3 separate regions of the Mus musculus genome follow, and all the other regions are linked to region 2. A link is a loop called in an ENCODE intact Hi-C map of the cell type or tissue named here. Cell type or tissue: left cerebral cortex. All regions are shown on one strand. Each heading gives the region's core, and the rest is flanking DNA. Links, peaks and the distances in the headings are about the cores only. Region 1 overlaps Frmpd4 (FERM and PDZ domain containing 4). Region 2 overlaps Frmpd4 (FERM and PDZ domain containing 4). Region 3 overlaps Frmpd4 (FERM and PDZ domain containing 4).

Region 1 (7,563 bases), core at 946-5,945, 180 kb before region 2:
TGGTGCTTTATAACTGTGGAGTTAGAGACAGATCTACCATCTCTATTGAGCTCCGCGGACTCTTGCATTTACATAGTGCACATAGCCTGCATCCAGGCAAAGCACATACACATAAAGTAAAATTAAATAAATATTTAAAAAGTAAAGAAATTCTCTGAGCTGTCTAGTCTGATAGGTCATAAAAACCTCATTCCATAAGGAGCCCTACCCTTACCCTGGTGTGAGGAATGCTATATAGAAAGAGAAAGGAGAACTGGAACAATACAGCTTTCTTCACTTAATCCTTTAATTAGCTCACACCCCTGTTTTCTCAGTCACTTTTCTATAGGGCGGTCTATGTCTCAGTCAACGTTAGCAAAACAATAGAGCACTTGCCTCAAGTCTTTGGGTACTCAATTCTGAAGGTTCCTGTGTTACATTAAAAAAACAACAAAAAAAGTAGCAGATACAACAATAAAGGCTTCTGTGTTCTTTGGTAATCCTCAGTATAGAGTGTGTTATTTATTCTATTGTTAGTGAGAACTGCATTCTAGGGGAGGCTGTAGACCATTCTCTATTAGAACTGGACCTGGGGCATAAGCCAGCACAATCATGTTAGGACAGTAGTCAGCTGTAAACACAAGCTTGTATTCTTAAGCTTCACTACAGAGCTGACTGTCCTTTCATGACACTTAACAGAGAATCTCGCATTTTTAAGAGCACACTCAAGGGGCCAGGAAAGCAGAACAGTGGTGAAGATACCTAGCATGCATGAGGAAGGTCATGGGTTCTATCCCCAGCATGAGAGAACACAAGCACATAGGAACGTGCGCGTTCGTGCACACACACGTGCGCACACATGCGCGCACACACACACACCCCACCACCACCACCACTAACAACAACAAAAACCAAAGCAACATGTAACAAACAAAACAAAGCTGAATGTACTCCAACCAATCAGTTTGAGATGCTGATAATCAAGGAGGAAATGTGTGGAAAGAAAGCAGAGGTTTTGGTGAGTCCAGCTTCATTCAATCAGCAAATATTCTTTGTTTTAGTAGTAAGCAGAGAATAATCAGGAAGAGTAGACCAGTGAGGATTTTTTACTATGATTAATTTCACACCACCAAGCTCCATTTCAAAATAAAAGCAGTGCAGTAGTTCAAGTTCAACAATGCTGTGCTATTTTCCATAACATTTACCTTCATGCTGTCTGTTTTAAAATATTTTATTTTCTAGTTACAGCTTATCAGATAGCAGAAGTCATGCTTAAATTGTTTATTAACTCAATCTAGCATTCTGTAGCAATAATGCTTTAAAAAATTTAAACAGATTTACTTGTTTTTATTTTATGTGTATGGGTGTTTTCCCTGAATGAATGTCTGTATACCATGTGTATGCAGTACTCTTGGAAGCTATAGAGGGTGTCAGAATGCCTGGAACTGGAGTTAGAGTTGTTATCAGTAGTGAGGAGGCCTGAGTCCTTTCCAAGAATCAATGTATTTAATAGGCATTCTGGAAATTTCTGTGCAGAGTTCAGTGACCCATTTTGAAAAGTCCTAGTCCAGTGGAAAACATCCAGGCAAGGAGCTCAGCAGGTGAACCAGATGATCAGTGTCCATATATGTTGTAATTTTCAGTTATCCTCACTGCACAGCTGGCAAGAGACCTGGCTTTTGTCATATCATCTTAATTTCCTGGGAACTTTCAGGAGACTCTGAGTTAACAACAAGAAGTCTTTACAGGGCTGAAACAGCAATTTCTTTTGATAAACAACTTGATGAATTCACATTTGCCATTACATTAGCATGCATCAAGCCCGTTGGAAAGCATATAGATTAGAGATTAAAGGCACATTTTTCACAGTTCCTATGCTGCTGTGTGCTGTGCTTAGAGCTGATGATGCACAGACAAAGAAGACAGCTCTCCATTGTCTAAATTTACTTGGCTGTGCCTACTCTTTCACAGGCAAGGGCTGAGACCTAAGACAATTTCTTCCTGAATATCCAAACCAATGTTACCAGTTATTTCTTTTAATGGACTCTTAAGTATAACAATTTGTGTTTTGATTTACTAAGAGACCTTTAAGGAGAATTTTACTTCATTTTATATTGTTAGAGTCATTCGGATAAGCTCAAAATAGTTCAAACTTTCAGAGGCCATGAATGCTTAATAGCATATTGAAAATTTTAAAGTGCTCAATTATTTTTGCAGAATAATTAACATGTGTCACCAGTATCCATTTTACTCGATGCAGATTTCTTATGAGTATAATTGATGTTTAACAAAATATGGAACATAGGCATTTTCCTGTGACATATATTTAGCAATTTTATGGCTGTCTAATTAGCTTGTCACAATAGTACTCATTTAATTCAATTTAAGGGCTGAAAACTACTTTCAACTTTTATTAGTATGACACTTATTTTCTGGGCCATATAATCCATGGGAGAAACAAACTAAAGACTCAAAATAAAAATGTAGAGAGATTTTGCCTGCCCCATCTTCACTCCTCTCTCTTTTGTTTTGCCTATATGTCACTAGGGCCTCCTATATTTTAGGCAAGTACTCTACCACTGAGCTATATTTACATCCCTACTTCTTCATTTTTTAAAAGAGCTTTACAATTTTATTCCTATCAACCTCTCCATAGAAGTGTTTTTCATTTTCATCAACTATTTACATTTATTGAGGTTGGCGTCTAGCTTAGCATGTGTAAGAAGTCTGCAGAACAACAACAACAACAAGTATTTACTTTATGTAACATTAAAGTCCTATTTGCTTAACCATGCACTGAGGTCAAGTCTGAAGAAAGAAATCATTGGCTGAATGTAGCAGCTCCTATGAACAAGAGGTGCTGTCATTTATACTTAAATGGATACCCTATTTCATCTTCAAAGTGAACCTGCTGAGTGGGTATCATTCTTGCTGTGGAATGAAGAAACGTAACTGGACATTGGAAAGCTTTACATGAAAGGGAAAAGAGTCCCCACAAACCACTACATGATGGAAGAAGACATTCTTTCAAAGAACGTGATAAACAGTACAATGGAAGAAAAGTGGTACAGAAACAGGCTAGAGACACACTTTACTTGGCAGAGAGATAACATAGTGTATAGCAAACTCTGAGTTTGAATTGCCAGCAATGCAGAAAATAGGCAAGGTGATACCTACCCGGAATGCTAGCACTTATGTGGTGGGGACAGTAGGATCAGGGATTCAAGGTGATTTTCATTTATCATAGTGTGTTTCAGAGCAGCCTCTGTTATATGAGTTCATTCTCTATATCCACATTGGGCAGCACACAGTTGTCTGAAACTGCAGCTCCAGGGAATATAACACGCACATAACACCTACTCACCTACTCTTGCCTCTACAATCCCTACAGTTTCTCTCTCTCTCTCTCTCTCTCTCTCTCTCTCTCTCTCTCACACACACACACACACACACTAAATAAATAAATAAATAAATATTTTTAAAATAAAAGAAGACAGAAAATGTCCAGAAATAAAGCACAAAGCACAAACATAATTCAAATGAAGAGAAAGAATACATTGCTGTTTTAAATAGGAATAGCTAGGCTGGAGGTGTGACAGAGTCTTTGTGTAGCATATTTGAGACCCTGGGTTTCATTTCTAGCACAATAAAGTATGCTTAGCTAAATAGATATTTCAAAACAAGTTATACATATTGCATACAAAGTTATATGTTAGGTGTGAAACAATAAAGCTGTGAAATAACTAGAAGAAAATATGGAAGACTATATTCTAGATATTAAGCATTTAATTTCATACTAAATTCACTAGAAAGCTTGAAGGAAATGATACCTAAAAATCTTCCAAGAAGTCAAGCCAAAAAGGAAAGTGTGAGAATATGAGAAAAGAGAAAGGAAATGATACAGTATAGAGTTAACAAGAAGTTCGAAAATAGAACAAAACAGAATAGGCAAAAGGGGAAGGGGCACGGGTTTCTTTGTTCCTTTGTTTTGTTTTAGTTTTTGCTTTGTTTTAATGACTCCAACATATCTGAGCCAGATGATCTGAGAATCCAGCTTGCGTTGAGTTCTGAGATCGGCAATAAAGGCACCTTCAGTGCTGGATGCCTCAAAATGAACTTCTAATTTCTCATAGATAAAGAAATTTTCTCTAATGGTATGGAAAGAAAAGGATAAGGAGATCACCCTTAAAGGTGTATATAGCAAAGATCCATTATCAAAGCAGGGGAGAGAAAATCTCACCATAATCTGACTACAGGCCCTGAAGATCCAAATATAATGCAGCTTGCTTAGAAGCTGCTAGAAAGACAGGCAAAGAGGTTCATGCCTATAATCACAGTACCCTGGAGGCTGAGTTGGAAAAGACGTCGAGTTTGAGGTCACCCAGGGTTACATGGTATAGACCTTGTCTCAAGAGCTTAAAAAGAAAGCACATAAGCAAACAAAATCGACTTCAACAGGACATTCATTTTTAATCCACAATTCTATGAGAATAGGGCAGAATAAAAATATTTCTAGATATGTAGTGATTTGGGCAGGTTTCTGCTTGAAACATCTTTTTCAAGTCGGTTCTGAAGAATATGTTCCAGACAAATGAAGAGAGATAAAGTATAGGATCAAAGAAACAAAGGACCCAGCAGTGTGGCAGGATGGCAGTTTAGACTGAGGAAGCCATCAACTCAGCTTAGAGCATGAAAAAGAATGGAGGACTCAAGTGCCAGTGATTAGACTCCGCCCCTGAGAAGGAGAGCACATTCAAGAAAGGTAGGGGTCGGGGATGCAGAGCAGCAGTTATTAGAAAAACAAACAAACAAACAAACAAACAAAATGCCCTTTTCATTAGCAAGAATACAACCAGCCATCATAAAACACACCACACTATCCAGCGAGCTTTAAATATTTAGAGCCAACTTCTAGGTAAGGCACAAAAGACTTAGTGATAGTTACAGTGTGGCATCAAATATTTCCAATCCTTCTACTACTAAAAACAAAATATGGGAACTAAAATGTGGGACTGGAAAGGGTAAGGATATGTTGTAATTTTACAATGGGGCACTTCGAGAATCAGGATATTTTGTTCTTAAAGAAGGGAAAAAGAAAGAAAACTGCAATCTCCTCTTCTAAATCACACAGTAATTAGCGAGCATAGAAGCAGATCAAGGAGGAGTGAGACTGTCTTTTCCTGACCCCATCACATGAATAATGGGCAACACTTCTACAAACAAACGGGGTGATGGAAGAAAGCATAATGGGTTTAATTAATGAAAGCTGTGTATGACACAGGAGTCTTCAGCAAGTACCACTCAGAAGATTTGAGACAGCTTTCTGTTTTCAGGCTCATGTGGACTGCCATGCAGAAATGGAAGTATATGGAAGTGTAGGACTAAATACTGATGGACTACCTGGGAAAACCTAGTACTTAAATTCTTGCTTTCTGCATGGCATTTGTTTCTCGCTGGCATGGAACAACACTTCACTGTAATAAGGGGCTTCACAAAAAGGTTGAAGGGTTACATTCTGCATGGAAATTTACATACAACCTAAAGCAGCCCCATTCAAATACACTTGACACCTTGCACAAACATTTTCAGGTACTAAAGGTGATTGCTTGATTGATCACAGTTTAAACGTTCCCATGTTATTTGAACATCATGAACTATCTAGCTATTTGGTTTTTAACTCATCTTTTAGCTTATTACCATTTTATTTTATATTGAAGATACTATAAGGAAGATGGATATAATCACACACTTGAAATGAAACCTGTTGACCTAGAACTTACTATGTACACAAGGCTAGCCTCAAACTCATACATAGAGAACCCCTGTCTCTGCCTCCAAATTGCTAGGATTGAAGATGTGAAGCACCATGCCTGGTTCATATGTATTCTATAATCCTCCCCACATCTCTCTCTTTAAGCCACCTTTTGCTGCTTTCTCTAGTTTCTTGGCATCTACCTACAGTCCCTCCCTCATAACTACATACATATATGCATTAGAAGTTCATATCCACATGAGAGAGAGGGAGGGCAGGAGGGAGAGAAGGAGGGGGAAGAAGCCCATGGGGGAAAGAGAGAGAGAGAATGTGCCATTTTGCCATTTTGAGTCAGTGTTACTATATATAATATAGTACTTTTCAGCTCCATTCATTTTCCTGCATGTTTCATTATTTCATTTTTTTCTTTACAGCTGAATAAAAATTCTACTGTGTTATATGTACCATGTTTTCATTATCCATTAATCTATTGATGAACATCTAGGTGAATCCATTTCCTTGCTTTGTGAGTAGAGCAGCAATACATATAAACATGCACATATTTCTGCAGTAGGGAATATATTCCTCTTGGTATATGTTCAGGAGTGGTAAAGCTGGGTCTCAGAATACATGTAACATGAAAGTGGAACTAGGGGTCCTAAGGGTAGATGGCTATAAGCAGGGATGGATGGATAGACAGCTGTGACGGGGGTTAGGGGGAGAAGGCCAACTCAAACTAAGAATGCATGAAAATGCCATAAGAAAATCTGCCACCTCATATGCTAATTTACAGTAAAATAAAGTGAAAAGTACTGTTTTTATTTGCTTGTTTGTTTTGCTAAGCATATTTTAGTCCCCTGTGGTACACTGGCAGATGACATGATGTATACAGATGTTTGCCTGTTTGTTGTACAAGTAGGAGAGCTCGTGACAAGAAAAACATTTGCTTGGGTTAGAGAGACTGGCTGTTTTCTGTTGACTACCATCCAGCTAGATAATGTTTAAAGGAGGCTGTCCATTTCAAAGATTACATGAGAAAGCTGAACTTGCTTTTAAGTTTTAAGAATATGTTTATGGGTGCAACGTGGTAGATTAGAGTCCTCAGATGTGTTAGGTAGCTCCCTTTCCTTATTTGTCTCTGTAGAATTACTTACTCTTTGTAAGGAAGTTATTAGGCTAAATGTGATAGTGCATGGCTGCAATCCCAGCTCTCCGGAGGCTTAGCTCTACTCTCTTGGCTTCAAATTTGACCTTTACTCCCAACTAGGTAAAAAATAGAGAGTATGGATAAATATACACAAATCTAACAACACTAGAGAACTGTCCATTAAGTATACAGTTTCTAAGACAACCTACTGGAAATTTGGACTCAGTGGGGCTGGCATTCGGATGGGAAGGTAGGGATATATTTAAAATACTCATGTAAGCATGCATTTTAAAAAGTTTTTATTAGCATATAGTAAGTATCTAAATAACAGGTTTCAACAATACTTTTCATAAATGTATAAAATATATTTGGATCCCATTCACCACCGCTAACACTTTCATGTACCGTCCTCGCTCTTGTTGATATTCTTTTATTTCCACCTAGTCCCCTTTCTAATGTCATGCGTTTTTTTTTCCTCTTTCATATTTTGAAGCAGGAATTTCTAGGACAGCAGGAGACTCATATTCTTACCCTCAGGAAATATGGAAAAACTGTTCTGCAGTCACTTAATGAATGGGTGTTTTATGATAAAGCCGGGCCTATTTTAGGATAACACTGCCTAGACAGGTGTCTACAGCAAACCACTGAAATGTTGCAATACACATTAATCTGAAGATATACAGGC
Region 2 (7,563 bases), core at 1,138-6,137:
GCTTTCAGGTCCCAAGAAAGGAAAATAACCACACAAGCAGGTGAAACTGCTTTATATCATGCTACCAAAATGCTTACAAAAGAAGCATTATAAGAGACCTAGTGAGAAAAACTCAAGTGTCGGGGACTTGCAGGTTAGATGGCAGGGGACTAGCAGAAAATCTCTATGACAACAGTGGTGATTGGCCTGAAAAATACTCAATCACTAAGGCTGTCGATGGCATGAATAGTTGTATGAACAACTGTTGTGGGGCCCAGTATGAGCCTTAGCTTGTATGAGTTAAAAAGCCATTCAGAAGGGATACTGAACGTTACCCAGGTTTGGAACTACCTCAACCAATTTATTTTGCTCTGAAACTCATTTTATCGGGAGTGATGCACAATTTTTGTAATTCTAAGCAAGCCTGAAAAGACTCCAAAAAGAATCTAAAGATGACAAGAAAAGAAAAGGAGATGACTTGAACTGTAATGTTTTAGTTGTACATAGGGGGGAAGGAAGGAGCTCCGTGTAATTCTAAGCTAAATAGGCTTTCCTTAGATTTGGGGTAAGGAAAGTTTTTTTGTTGTTTTTTTTTTTTTTTTTTTTTTTTTTTCCCAGTGGGGTTGAAAGTCGGACTGTTTTAGGAGATTGTGGGCAGGATCAATCTAGAGAGCCCTGAAATAGGCATTTTTAGCTGCTCTTCAGAGATCATAGCTGTTTTCTTTCATTAGGCTCTCAGGACTCCATCATCAAAGAAGCAAAAGCAGAATGGTACATCGTGGTTCTAGAGTAGTTTGCCCTCAAAAGCCAAGCTAGCTACATCCCGTGGAGTAGGATGGACAGAGAAAATCAGGACTGGAGAGGATGCCATGGATGGAGCTTATAGTTCTGCTATGAACCGTACGTCACAATAAAATATGTTCAAATTGAAACAAATCTTTATAAAACATTAATAGTCACTTGAATAAGTGTGCTGATATCTATGTGGAACTCAAAATGTAAATGAGAGTGGCATTTGGGGCTAAAATGGAATGAAAAATTTAGTTATTTAATCACATGAGGGAGTCCTTCAATATCACTGATCCTGTGCCAGAAACTGATTAAATTATTAACTCAGTCTGACTCCCTTTCCATTAAAAGTGTCCCTTTATATTGAACGTGCGAATTGGCACTTCCACTAAGATATTTTAAAACCTTATCTCTTTAAAATTTAGGAGGTGGGGGATATCTGGAGAGATGGTTTGAAGGTTAGGAGCACTGGCAGTTCTTCCAGAGGATTAGGGGCCAATTTCCACCAATCACATGGCAGATCATACCCACAACTGTCTGTAACTTGGGTCCTAAAGGATCTTACGCCCTCTTCTGGCAGGGTTCGGTACTGCACCCATGTGCTCACTCACATGCTCCTCTCTCTCTCTCTCTCTCTCTCTCTCTCTCTCTCTCTCTCTATATATATATATATATCATATTCATGTGGGTATGTATTTCATGGAATGAGTGGAATGAGTGTGGATGTCAGGCAGCAACCATGGAGTGGGTTCTCTCCCTCTCCCTTTATGTGGGTCCCCAGGATTGACTCGGGTTTTCAGGCTTATGAGGCAAATGCCTCATTACTGAGTTATCATCTCTCTAACCTTATTTTTAAAATATATTTTTCACATATCCTTCTGCTATCCATTCACCTGGGTGAATTCAAATTTTTATTTCTTCGACTAGCTTATTTTTGGTAAGTCTGATGCTGGCTTAACCACAAGGGAATAAATTTCTGAAGTTTGTCCTGTGTTCCACTTCCCTGCATTACTTTGTTCTGAACTTCAGAATCTCCTCAAAGTTCAGTGGCGTTCAACCAATAAACAGATGCAAATTTTTATCATGTGATCTGCAGATATGAGTTGGAGTGTGGATCATGTAACAAGGAGTTAATTCACAACTGGAAAGGGCATATTTATTTTAGCTGGATAAAAATGAAGACTATGTCACAGACCAAACCTATCTATAGTACTTTATACTAGGCTTGCTTAATAGGAAGGACAGTATTGACATTCTGTGGTGGGTGATACTACCTGATCGAGGGGGAGTGATATGCTATGCCTTGTCAGATGTCATGTTTCATATCTGATTATGAGATGTCCATAGCTACCCAAAACAAAGATATCTTTAGAAAAAAAAAGTTACTCAGGTGAGAATGTCTGCTGTATATGCAGAAAAGGTCACTGGGAAAAATCACTATTGAGAAAGGCTTGTAACTTAACTGATTTTATCTATAACTGAAACCTCATTATTAACACATGATCTGATTATTCACTTATCTTGTTTGGTAAATAGTGTGTTTGCATAGTTTTTGATGTCGTGTCATTGCAAGTATGATTTCTAACTAAAAACTAGCTTTTCATTGGTTGTTGCATTATGCCTGCCCTGTTATTCATGTGAGAGCCCCCAAAGATTGTGAACTGAAATACATTCTGACTCACCACTGGGAGCAATGAGAATGAGGCTCAAAAGTTCAAGAATTCCAACCTCTCCTAGCAAAGACGGGATCCTGTCTCTCTGACACAGTTAAAGCAACCTCATAGAAAGGTCACTGTGAAGCCCTTCAGAGATGTGGCTCATTGGCCTCACGAATTGCCCTTCTGCTTGTCTCTCCTGGCACTGATCTCCTATGTGGTGTCTCCATATGTCTTCTGTAATTTCCTCTTGAAGGCAAATTAGCCCTTTGAGGTTCTTCTCTTTGACAATATCATTTCCTGGGGCCAAGCATGGGATGAACTCATGCTGTAGCTCAGCCCCCCTACTCAGGCTCAGGCGGTATTGATTGATTGATTACCCCGAGCCCTAGTGTTTTGTTTGGTTTCATTTTGTTTCTTTGGCTTTTTTTCTTCCGACAGCATCCATAAACTAGGTTAGCCCCTAACTTATAGTTAGGGTCCTCCAGATCCTTGGTAGTCTTCCTCTGCCGCCATCTCAAGTGCTGCTATTAAAATGTGTACACTACCATACCTCGCCTTCATGCAGTCTTTTGGGGGTACTCTGAATTAAATCCAGGCCTGGGAACATGCTAGGCAACCATCTATCACTGAGTCCTACCCCAGTGCTTAGCTCTTATTCCCTCTGGGAAACAGAGCTAGTGATGTGGAGCAAACACTTCGAGGTGACGTGAGTATCACATCCAGTCCTTTACATGCTGTGAATAGATACTGTTAAGTTACCATAACAGTAAAAATAAATTTGTATGACATAAATTATATAATCTACAAAGTCAAGAAGGTTTACTATTCCTTCCCTAACCCCCATCCCTGGGAATGGGGAAAGAGACACCTGGTTGGTGGTGGGACACAGCACATGATAGTCCTTTGTTCATCCTAGCTTGATGTCTGGCTTGGTGGCCAAAGCTGTCCTATGTGTAAAACTAACAACAATCAAATAAAATCTTATCAAATCCAGGCAGTGTATTGAGGGAGGAGGAGGACAGAGACCTGAAGGCTGCCATGCTACCCACAAACCTGTCCTCCAACACGTGGCACAGCCAGGACATAGACAGCTACATGCTGCCACACCACACAGTATGGGTGGAGGATGTCATCCAGGGGCCTACCTGGCCCCTGGCTAGCTTGTAGCAGGAGCCACCATAATATACAAGTATGTCATGGTCAGATCGGAGAGAAAGAGAAGTGGAACAGCTTGAACATTATGAAGAGAGACTCAAGGGTGGGGAATAGTAGCCTGCTGTGAGTGGCCAGCCCTGCCACCTGGGGTCATGGAGAGTTCACAGCCTGAGCTGCCAATTAGGGTCATATCTGACTCCCTGGCTATGCAGCGACAGGGGTTGGTGTCAATGTTCTTAGCTCATATTACCACCAGAGAACATGGGGATGTTCCTGGTCACAGCAACTATGGGGGACCAAGTGCACATCCAGGGGGCTATGCATAACTGGCCCTGCACCTCACTGGATGCTGTGCTCTGGCGAGTTGGCCCCATCTCTCTCTCACCAGTGGCATCATGTGGGAGAGCCAGCTCTGATGGCAAGAGAAAGGATGCGCTGGCACCATCACTCATCTGCTGTGAGGCAGCGTGGGTGTGGGGGTGATGCCTTCCCCCTGGGCCCCTCACCACCTGCGACAATTGGGAGAGCTAGACTCCCAGTATTGAGAACAGGAAAGCTACCCTTGCCCCTTGCCAGTTGCAGCACTCAGTAAAGCAGGACCTTCACCTTGCTTAGGCAGCTCAGGTGAGCTGGCCCTGAGTTTGAGATCTTGGAAGAGCTGACCGCACCAGTTTTCTGGCATGAGGTGGCGTGGGTGCAGGGGTGGTGCCCTCCCCTTCCACACTGCCACATGCAATAGCTGGTAGAGATGGCCATGGGGTTGTGAGAGCAGGAAAGCTAGCCTCCAACCCTTTACTAGCTGTAGCACCCAGGGGAACGGGCCCTGCACCTCACTGGGGCAACACGGTAGAGATGACCCTGATGGCTAAGGTATGAGTAAGTCAGCTCCAAGGGTGTAGGAATGGGAGAGTTGGCCCAGCCTCTTACAGACCGAAGCACTTGGGAGCTTCAGTGGCTCAGCTACCACCTAGGTCCAGACTCAGGGCTCTGATGTCCCACCCCAAAATCTATATCATCTGCAAAAGGTTGGGACATGTGAAAGGCCCATCCTGCTGTTCAAAAGATGCAGTATCCTCATGACACAGGGAAACAACAGGATAACCTGGAGTAGTCCCAGCAAGGATAGTGTCACAGAAGCCAGAGATCTGGGTCCAGATTAATGACTCGTTGCAATGAATATTTGCAAGTGAAGATGTGTGGACAGAGGGGTATACTGTGGACCACACTGTGACATAATACAGCTTGCACAATGAGATGTTTTCTGTGATTTGTTGTTGTTTGTTTGTGTGTGTTTTATTTGGAGCTGGGGAGGTTGCAAGTGGATATAATGGGAGAGAGACGAGGAGGAAGAGGGTACATGATGAGAAACTCAAAAGAATCAATAAAGTTTTTTTGTTTTGTTTTGTTTTTGTTGTTGTTGTTTTTAATGTCATTACTATGTGGCCCTTTACAGAAAGTCTGCTTGCTCTTGAATTATCCTGTTTAGCCTTCATAATAGCCTCCTGGGTAACAACTGCAAACACATATTGAGGAACTTTTACGTTTCTAGTGTTATATTTACTGCTTCAGGCAACTTACTTCATTGGTAACCCTCAGTAATAACCCTTCAGGGAAGGTATCATTGGGATATCTATTTGGGCATAGTGAGGAGATCTTTTTTATGTCTATACAGCTTGGGGTTGATGGAGTCTATATAGGGATACCTGATTTCTCTGTGTAATAAAGTAGGCAAAAATCCAGAGTATAGCATAACTAATGCCATATTTGATCCCTTGAGAGTTTGGATGTGGAGAATACCCCCCACATATGTCCATATCAAGATTTCTCAACTTATAAATTGGTAACTCGCATGGCAAAGGGGGCTTTATATATCAAATGTATGATACTAGTATGAGAAGAGTTTCCAAGATTGTATAGACAGGTTGAGTGTCATGAAAAGCTCAGGAAGTGTGGCTAGAGATATAGCTCTGCCCTAGACCTTCCAGAAGGAAGCCAGCTCGGTGGAAGGGCATGGATTTCATCCTCGATACCTTTTTAAAGTCAGAACAAGTAAGAGGAAGGCAGTAACAAAAGAGAGTAGAACAAAAAAATCTGACGATGGGAACCAAGACCAAAAGATGTGAATGAAGAGGCAAAGAACAGTGGTGGATTCTTGCGACTGGAGAAAAACAAACAAACAAGCAAACAAACATAAGCAAGCAAGCAAACAAACAACCGAGCAAATGCAGTCTACCCTAGAACTTCCAGAAGAAAATCAGCTGACATTTTTTATGTTAGCCAGTGAAACTGCCAACAGTTGAAGATAATTAATTCACTTATGTGTGCTTAAGGCAATTAGACTATGGGAATTTGTTACAGCAGCCATCAGAAACTAATACCAGACAGGATCTTACTTCCATAGGGAAAACTTTATTGAGTGTAAAGTTGCAACAGCAAGAAAAGTGTTTTACGTCAAGTTAATATATGGATAATTAATTAATAATTTCTCAGGGTACTGTTAAGACACTGATGTGGATTCAAGTGGAGCATTAACTCTGAGCACACTGAAACCCAGAAAACAAAAGCTGAGATAGGAACTATGTCTATCGCCATAGTGTCTTGTCCTGAGCACAAGAGAGTGGGGAGGATTCTTTTCCTTTGGAGTTTTGTTTTGTTTTTCTTGACACCATCTGAAAAATCAAGTTTTTATTTGTAAATACATCAATGTCACCACCCTTTAGTTTGTTGAAAAATAGTCTTGAGGGGCTGGAAAGATGGATTCCTTAACTGTTAGAATATTTGTTCTTGAAGGGGACATGAATGTGATTCTCAGTACTCACATGGAAGTTAACAACTGCTTTTTATTCCAGTTCCAGGGACCTGACACCTTCTTCTCATTTCCTTGGCCATCAGGTACACATGTGGTGCACATACATACATGCAAGCAAACACTCACACACTGAAAAATTAAATCTAAAAAAAATCTTCAAAACTTTTATGACTTCATAGATCTAATATATAAGAATCTCTTTTAAATACAAGAGAGAAACTCTGTGTATGTGTGTTGATGGATTAGCCTAGCTATAAGATTCTCAATCCTAGCACCATCCAGAGTGGTCATTGGCAGATAATATATATAGGGCAAAGACATAGTGATCCTTGTTTGAGGACCACTAACATAATTAAACAGATCTTACTTTTTAGTTCACTTCCACTGTGCTATTATGCATATATAGTAACTTCCTAGATCCCCAGATTCCCTTCCCCATACCTGAAATATATAAACAGAAGAACAAATGGTATCTCATCTATAATACTGCAAGGGTAAAAGTATAGGCAAGTGTGTTGAACAAATCCCATTGTTAAGTTGTGTTTTGGTTGTTGATTTGTTTGGTGTTTTTGTTTGGGTAGTACGAGTTCTGGAACCCAATGCCTTGAACATGGTAGGCAAGTATTCTACCACTGACCTATGCTCCTAACCTCATAGTGCTCACTAGAGTTCTGATTTTTATACCCAGTTAATTAAGAAGAGAAAATTGAAGTTATTGAAATTTGATTATTTATTTGCCTTTAGCCACTAACCTGTTGATTTAGGGAGAGTAAATGATTAGAATGTTATGAAGGACCAAAGGCTGCAGTGTGCAGGTTGATATTGTCTACTATACTCCAAGCTTTCCATTAATTAAGGAGATAGAATGTTGTAAATATCTGACTATGCACCTTGAACCAAAGAAATTTCATTCAGAATTCAAGAAATGGATTTGTTGTTGCTATGTACAATTTTTTCTAAGTTCCATTCTTCTTTCCATATCCCCTTTTCCTTCTGCAATGATTTTTTTACACACACACAGACACACACACACACACACACAGACACACAGACACACAGACACACAGACACACACACACACACACACACACACACACACACACACATATATATATATATATATATATACACACATATATATCTCAAATATGAGATATTTGATCATATAAAGCA
Region 3 (7,563 bases), core at 1,463-6,462, 310 kb before region 2:
TTATTTTTATGTGTATGGATGTTTTGCCTACATGTATGTCAATGCATTCAGTGCACACCGAGGGCGGAAGAAGTCATTAGTTTCCTTGGAACTGGACTTACAGGTGGTTGTTAGCTGCCAGCTAGATGCTGGAATCAATTCTTTTTTTTTTTTTTTGAAGTGTACAAAACATGGAGTTTATTTTGTTTTGGGAAACTATTCTTGAGTGTGTGGTCTGCCTTGGAGAGTTGTTGATATACACAATGACACTCCAGTGGACAAAGCTGATTTCCCCCCATTTTCTCAAAATGTTAGGGTGAATATTTTTCTGGTAATATTTTTAATATTGAGGTGGGTTCTTTTTTGTTTTTTATTTTGTTTTGTTTTGTTTCTTCAGATGACCTGGCATTCCCTAGGTGTGTCTTTTGCTAAGCTCTACCTTCCCATTGGAGGATATATTCCCATCAGGTCAATACTGTCACTGAAGGTTTGCTCTGGAAGACCATTCAATACTTTTAACTGTTCAGTTACTTGTCCAGCTCCTATAATACGTTATCAATGTTTATTCCAATTGCATTGGAAAATTTTAGTGATAGATTCACAAAATATAGGGGCTGCTCCCAAATATTGAATCACATAAACATCAATATGTTATCTATATCAAAAGATTGCCTCTGGGGCAAATAATTCCAAATACTCATCATACTTACCCCTGGAAGTTTTATTTTGGGGATAATTATATTCCAAATTAAAAGGTAAGATAGACCATCTAGAGAACACACACACACACACACACACACATACACACACACAAATCTTAGAATCTTAAAATTCTGAAAAGTATTAGTTCCAATGTAATTACTATCACAATGTCTTAAAGAGATTTAAGTACCTAAATGAATGAATAAACATTTGGAGAAGAAACAACTCATATATATATATATATATATATATATATATATATATATATACCGTGTGCCAAGTGATCATCGAAGAGAGACATAATGAGATTAGGCATGCCATTTTAAATCAGCATTATAACAATAGATTCAAGTAAGGATCACCAATTAATACTATTAATAAAAATTAGTGGGTGACAATTTGATGAAATATAAGATGATAAAAGTCACAAATGACTTGCCACGAATTTCTTATTAATTATAAAAGAAAAGTGATTAATTTGTACAAGGACACAACCCACATAAGAGTCAAAGTTAGCCTCACATAAAGGGATAAACTGGCACCATGTGGCTCCTCATATGCTATACTGAGGAGAATAGTCACTCATATCATTCTTTACAAATTCATAACTTCAACCCAATCATAAGAACATACTAGAGAAAGCCAAATGAAAATATTTTTGTGAAATAGCTGATTAGTACTTCTCAAAACTCAATGTCACCAAAGTCACAGACAGGAATAAGGAATGGTATTGATTTAAGGACACTAAAGTGACAAGATAATTAAACTACATGCAAAATTAGATTCCAAAGTGAATTGTATTCCAGAAAAAAATGACATTTGGGGGCCACAGGCATCATTTTGGACATAGATAAAAGATGAGTTAAGGAACACACATTGATGTCTCACTTCTTGATTTTGTTATTTGGACAAAGTTTATATAAAAAATTGGCCATGTTATTGGAAAATACATATCATATTTGAAGTAAAAATAATATATGAAGTAAGTAACTAGCTTTCATGTGTTGTAGAAAAAGAATATGTTTATGCATAAATTTCTGTGATGAAAAAGACAACGAGTATGTACCTGCATTAAATATCAGATACATGGGAGAAAATGCTAACAACGGGTAAATCTGGGTGGAAGATGGAGATCACCATTCTTGCAACCTATAAGGGAGTAATAAATTCTTTCAAAATCAAATGTGAAAATGAAAGGAGCATAACCTACTTTTTTATGATTCATCAAGCTTAGAGGAGCATGGAAAGAAAAAAAAACACTGAGGAGGTCAGTCATATACCTCCACATTCATATAGAATAATCCAAAAAGTTTACCTACCTGAACATAGAGATACTCAAAAGCAACTGGATCTCTTCTTAACAGGTCAATGGGATCTTTGGGAACAAAACTGATTCGGAAAAGACACCTCATCTTATGGGAGCTGGGCCTCTGTGTCACCTGGAAGAGCAAACACATCATTTAAGAATCCATATGCCAACAAGGTTTTGCTGAAAGGACCCCGATATAGCTGTCTTGTGTGAGGCTATGCCAGTGCCTGGCAAATACAGAAGTGGATGCTCACAGTCATCTATTGGATGGAACACAGGGCCCCCAATGGAGGAGCTAGAGAAAGCACCCAAGGAGCTGAAGGGGTCTACAACCCTATAGGTGGAACAACAATATGAAGTAACCAGTGCCCCCAGAGCTCGTGTCTCTAGTTGCATATGTAGCAGAAGATGGCCTAGTTGGCCATCATTGGGAAGAGAGGCCCCTGGGTCTTGCAAACTTTATATGCCCCAGTACAGGGGAATGCCAAGGCCAAGAAGTGGGAGTGGGTGGGTAGGGGAGCAGGGTGGGGGGAGGGTATAGGGGACTTTCGGGATAGCCTTTGAAATGTAAATGAAGAAAATATCTAATAAAAAGTTGGAAAAAAAAAGAATCCATCAGTGCTGGCTAAGAAAGGGATGAAAGCCACAGAATCAAAATGCCCGTTCTTTCTACATCAACAAAATCTTCCCATTTGCCTTTGTGTGAGACTGGGGTTCCTAGAAGCAGACTCAGATGTTAGAGTTTGTACATACAGGGACTTGTTCTAGGAAGGTTTAAAAGGGAGAAAGTAAAGAGAAAGCAGCACAGGAGAGGATAGATGACAAGAGTTCATACACGTAGAGTGACACGACATAAATTCTTATCCTATTCTGAGACTGCAATGGCTGTATTATACAGAATGATTCAAAAGTAGGTAACTGCTTTCTTTTAGGCTATTTGACTCATTTTCTTAAGTTTTGGATATGTAAGATCAGGAACATTTTTGAATCTTTGTTCACGTAAATCTCTATAATAGTTCCCCCCAGGCCCATATAGTCAGCAGAAGTTTGGGCAGAACTATAAAGAGAAAAAGAAAGTGGTGGAACTTTTTATTATACTCAGGAAGAGGTGGGCTGTCCACCTCTCTTTGTCATTTACTGACACAGGTAAAGGTTATTTACTACATGTCCCTGTGACTACTTGATAGAATAGGAGTTTGTAGAGTCTTTAGGCATAGCACATCACCAATGACAGGCCAACTGCTTGATCAACATACCCAGGTGAAGTGACACTGACAAGTGTTCTAAGTTGTTACTCAGAGCTTTCTTGTAGGATGGGGCTCTAGGTGACATGGTGGGAACTGGCTTGATGAGCCATTTTTATTGACTCCCCAATTTGCCCCCATGCCCATCTTCTACCCCTCTCTCAGCTATTCTCATAACCTCTCATGGAATTTCCCCACATTCACATCTTTAGCTGAAGTTTTGCTTCTAGGGGAACTTAGACACACACTGAGCTTTCGCTTAAGGGGTTCTGAATATAAGTGATGGTTTCCCAAAGACATTGCATAAAATAAGCCATCCATTTCTAAGAGTATTTTTCCATGTGGTATTTTTGCAAGTGACATTAAATATCCTTATGTGGATTTAAGTTTGATGACCATCATAGGTAAAGCTTAGATACAGACATTAAAATCAAAATGCATGGCAGCTCTTCTAATTCACTGCATCCCATTGGATTCTGTCGAAGGGATAAGGAAATTCAAGGGAACTGATGTGTGGAGTACTAGTTCTTGATTTTTTGTTTAAAGAATTATTTTCCTTTTTTTTTTCATTATGCATGTGCATGTAAGCTCAGGTGCCTAAAGAGGCCAGAGGTGTTAGATGCCCTGGAGCTGGAGTTCTAGGTAGTTGTGAACCATCTGATGTGGGGTCTGGGAATTGAACTTGAGTCCTCTAGAAAAGCTGATCATGTTCTTAAGTGCTGAGTCATCCCTCCAGCCCCCAGACACTTACTTTTTTTAGTATGACAGTTGCTTCCTGTCCTTCTATTCTCTTGGTGGTAACTTGCTGCTTCAGTTGCAGGTGTCTTCCCCCCCCCCATGTTCCCTTATGCCCTCTTTTTAGGGCTATCTCTCAATGAACTTTCCTAAGCAAGTAGACTTTGTGGATACTTAAAGACTCAACCAAAATGCTCAGCTTTTTTGAAGTTAAGACAAGTGAAGGTAGTATGTTGGATGCAGTAGCAAACAGTTGGCTTGTCTCCCCAGAAAACAGATGGGGTGGAATCTTGAGAGCCAGGAATTGGGACACATAGGTACATCACATTGATAATGGGTAGGACTAAGGCAGTGATTACAGGCTTCCAAAAATAGCCTTGAGTATGTATCCAGAACAAAAGACAAAAAAGATGACTTTGACTTACTCTACATACTCTCAGAAACAATTGTGGTTTCAATGATTTTGAAGAGACTAGAGATCAAAACAAGCAAGGAAGTCATTGCAGTAACAGAAAATGTCACTCTGCAGAGCAATATTCCAGTATCTCCCTGGCTTTTGAATGACAAATCTGGGAGATCAACTGAAAAACTATGACAGACTGGCAAAAGGGGGACCATCTCCTTAAGGTAACAAGTGCATCCATTATAAAGGCAGTGCTTCCTTCAGAGAGAACCTCTGGTTTAGAGCAGCTAGAGGGAGAGGACTGGAGGAAGGGCATCGTGAGACACCACAGACTCTGTTTCCAACAGCAGAAGCAGCAGCATTCTTGGGGGGTACATCACAGACCTGAGTGAGTGTCTCCTGTTCATGAAGCAAGAGCAGCTTGGTGCCAGCCCCTTCAATTCTCTGCTCCAGCATGAGGGAGAAGTGTTCAATGCCTTTGATAGACAACTTCTCTTGCAGGGTTAAGATGACATCCTTACAGAACAAACAGTGACATGAAGAGATCAAAATCAACACTGTCCACTCTATTTTTTAGAGTGTACCATAATTTATTTAGGCTTTACATCCTGTAATGGAAGAGGAACTCATTGATCATATAAGATTCTTCTTTTTTCCTCTTAAATGTATATAGGTGATTTGTCTTCATATGTGCTATGCTGCATTTGTATGCCTGGTGCCCAAAGAGGCTAGAAGGGGGCATCGGATCCCCTGGAACTGGAGTTACAAGCAGTCGTGAGCCACTATGTAGGTGCTGAGAATCAAAGCTGAGTCCTCTAGAAGAACAGCCACTGTACTTAACCAGTCCCCATGTAATGTTATAAATTAGAAAGTTTTTTTTTATATGAACAAGGAGTTAATTTTAGTCTCTTCTTCTCTAAATGAGCAAACAATTAAACTAGCTTTGGAAGTGCTCTACCACAGGGACCAGTAAAGTATGGCCTGCGTACCAGGTTTGTCCACCACTCATTTTTGTAAATATAAGTTTATTGAGACCGAGTTAATTCATCTCTTGTCCATGGTTGATTTAACGTCCATACACTGCAGGAACAGAGTTGTGCCGTAGTCCATGTGGCCTGAAATATCTGCCATTTTACTCCTGCCCCCAAGGACCGTGCTGAGCCCTGCCTAGTCTGCATGAGAGCATGGTAACTGCCTCTCCTAGGAAAGTCTACTTTCTAATCCCAGCTCTCAGGCTTATAAACTTCACAGCACTGGGGAGCTATTCAACCGGTAAGTGTCTCAGTTTCCCTACCTGTAAGCTGCAAATGATAATTATGCCTGCCTTGGAATGGATATAGGAATCAAATGTGTTCATATGTACAAAGCATTTATTATAATGCCATTTACTCAGAGAGCACCACCTTAACAGTACATGTTCATTTTACATCCCTGGGGAAGGTGAAATGAGCAAACTCTGTCTGTAATCTTTTATAGGATTAAACATTTATAGTCAGAACATGTTGACTACACAAATAAAGGCTGTACTGCCATGCACAGCGAATCTCCTCAGCCTTTCATTTCTTTTCCATAGATTTGAAACTAGCAAATGACCCCTCTTCAAGATAATTTTTGTCACATGCCTAAAGTTCTGTAGAGCATAGTTTCTCAATGGGAGGAAATGGTATCTTATGGCAACATTTGGACATTTTTGGAGATAGTCTTTGGTTGGCACAGCAGGGTTGGGGATGTCATTAGTGGTTAGAGAGTAGGGATACTGTTAAGTGCCTTAACAATGCACTGGGCAGTCACAACAAAGAACCATGTATTCCAACATCTCAATAGTTGCAAAGGTGGAAAAACCTTCTCATATAGGAAGTAGGTTTTCCATGGACTGTTCTGCTATTTGAGTCTACTTGATTGCCCTTTTGGACCCATTAAAACAAAATCCAGGACAGCAACCAAACCCACCCTCAAAGAATAATTGTTCAAAAAAAATTCCTTGATTGTGGTGAATGTGATCTAAAAGATTCCCTGCTTTATAATTTTTTTCACAACATCCAGGAAAGAGAAATACAACCCAGGCTTTGTGTGGCTGTATGAACTCTATGTGACATTTTTCTAAACCAATAGCAGGGCCAGTAGGAAATGACTCTGATAGCTGTTCCCTATCATAACTCTGTAATGAGAACACTGGTAACTTGAATTCAGCAGGTGTCACCTTCCTTTCATTGAAGCACTCTTTCTGTTATGTCCAACAACCAGTGTCTGCTGTGCTAATAAGGCTGTTAGGCACATGATAAGAGAACTTGAATTTGATGTGAACACTTTGCACAGCTCCTAGTTTTCTCCTTGTCAACTGTACTCTGCTAGGAAATCAAACTCAGTCTAATGTGAGTTCCTATAATAAAGAGGCCCAGAGGAATGAATGATAGACCTTTTCTTCAGTTTCGATTGATTTCCGGTAAGATATGTACTCAAGTCTTAACACATGTCTTTAAGTGAGGTAGGAGGTCTAACAGCAAGGAGCTAAGCAGCTGGGAACACAGAATAAGTCTCTCTGGGCAGAGATTTGCAGAAATGTACTTGTGTACAAGGGTTCCAAGGTCTGCAACAGTGGCTCAGATAGTTATCCCCATTTGCTCACAGAATCTGTGTGTAGGAATGGATTAGCCTTACCTAAAGAAAGATGTGATTCTGCCATCTCACTCTTAGGAAATAACCTTAGGTCTTCAGTGGCCTGCCTGGCAGGAGTCATTATACTTGAGCTAAAGCCCTGGACCATAGCACAGAGTTTATGCTAACAGTAGCAGAGAAGTAGACCTGGGCCTTGCAATATCAACTTGATGACTAGAGGGATAAGGCACCAAGGCCAGCCAGCCAATTGGTCAGCTATAGGCACTAATACAAAGGGGGCATTTCTTAGTAATACACTATGTGCACTGCTACATCATTTCCAGGAGACTAAAACTCTGCCCATAGGTGTCCATGGGGAGGGGACACTGAACAATATGTATATGACTGCTCCTAGATCATGCCTATGGGCTGACTTTCCTTGTTGAATCTAGCATTTCACCCTCTGCTGAAAGTAACTAGAGTGTGAGAGGGCACATGGTTGAGTTCTGGGTGTTCCTCAAGAAGGTCATCTACTTCCAGGGTGGTCTTAAGGGTCTCTCAATGCCCCATTTCTGTGTCTGTTTCCCAGATGCAAG

What was found. Hi-C counts contacts between places; a loop is a spot of excess contacts. Peaks named below come from ENCODE experiments on the same cell type or tissue, not always from the same donor. Only the 100,000 strongest peaks of a DNase experiment are listed, where the experiment ranks them.
Region 1: a loop joins it to region 2, with 2.2 times the contacts of the local background. A loop is called at or near these places in 2 of 42 quality-filtered maps.
Region 3: it touches region 2 in a loop (2.8-fold over the local background); 20 of 42 quality-filtered maps call a loop at or near these places.

Annotation. Positions count from the first base shown.
Region 1 is chrX:167,636,496-167,644,058 of GRCm38, forward strand. All of the region lies in intron 2 of Frmpd4 (FERM and PDZ domain containing 4), which reads right to left. Among named protein-coding and RNA genes, the nearest start is that of Prps2, 260 kb to the left of the region's middle. In left cerebral cortex, for the core only: no CTCF peak of the experiment used is centred there; a DNase peak (open chromatin) is centred at 3,159.
Region 2 is chrX:167,816,230-167,823,792 of GRCm38, forward strand. All of the region lies in intron 1 of Frmpd4 (FERM and PDZ domain containing 4), which reads right to left. Among named protein-coding and RNA genes, the nearest start is that of Frmpd4, 300 kb to the right of the region's middle. In left cerebral cortex, for the core only: a CTCF peak has its summit at 1,328 (motif pointing left); a DNase peak (open chromatin) is centred at 3,993.
Region 3 is chrX:167,503,446-167,511,008 of GRCm38, forward strand. Frmpd4 (FERM and PDZ domain containing 4) reads right to left here. Exons shown (of 17, transcript NM_001368936.1): 8 at 4,757-4,888; 9 at 2,001-2,120. Among named protein-coding and RNA genes, the nearest start is that of Prps2, 120 kb to the left of the region's middle. In left cerebral cortex, for the core only: no CTCF peak of the experiment used is centred there; a DNase peak (open chromatin) is centred at 4,251.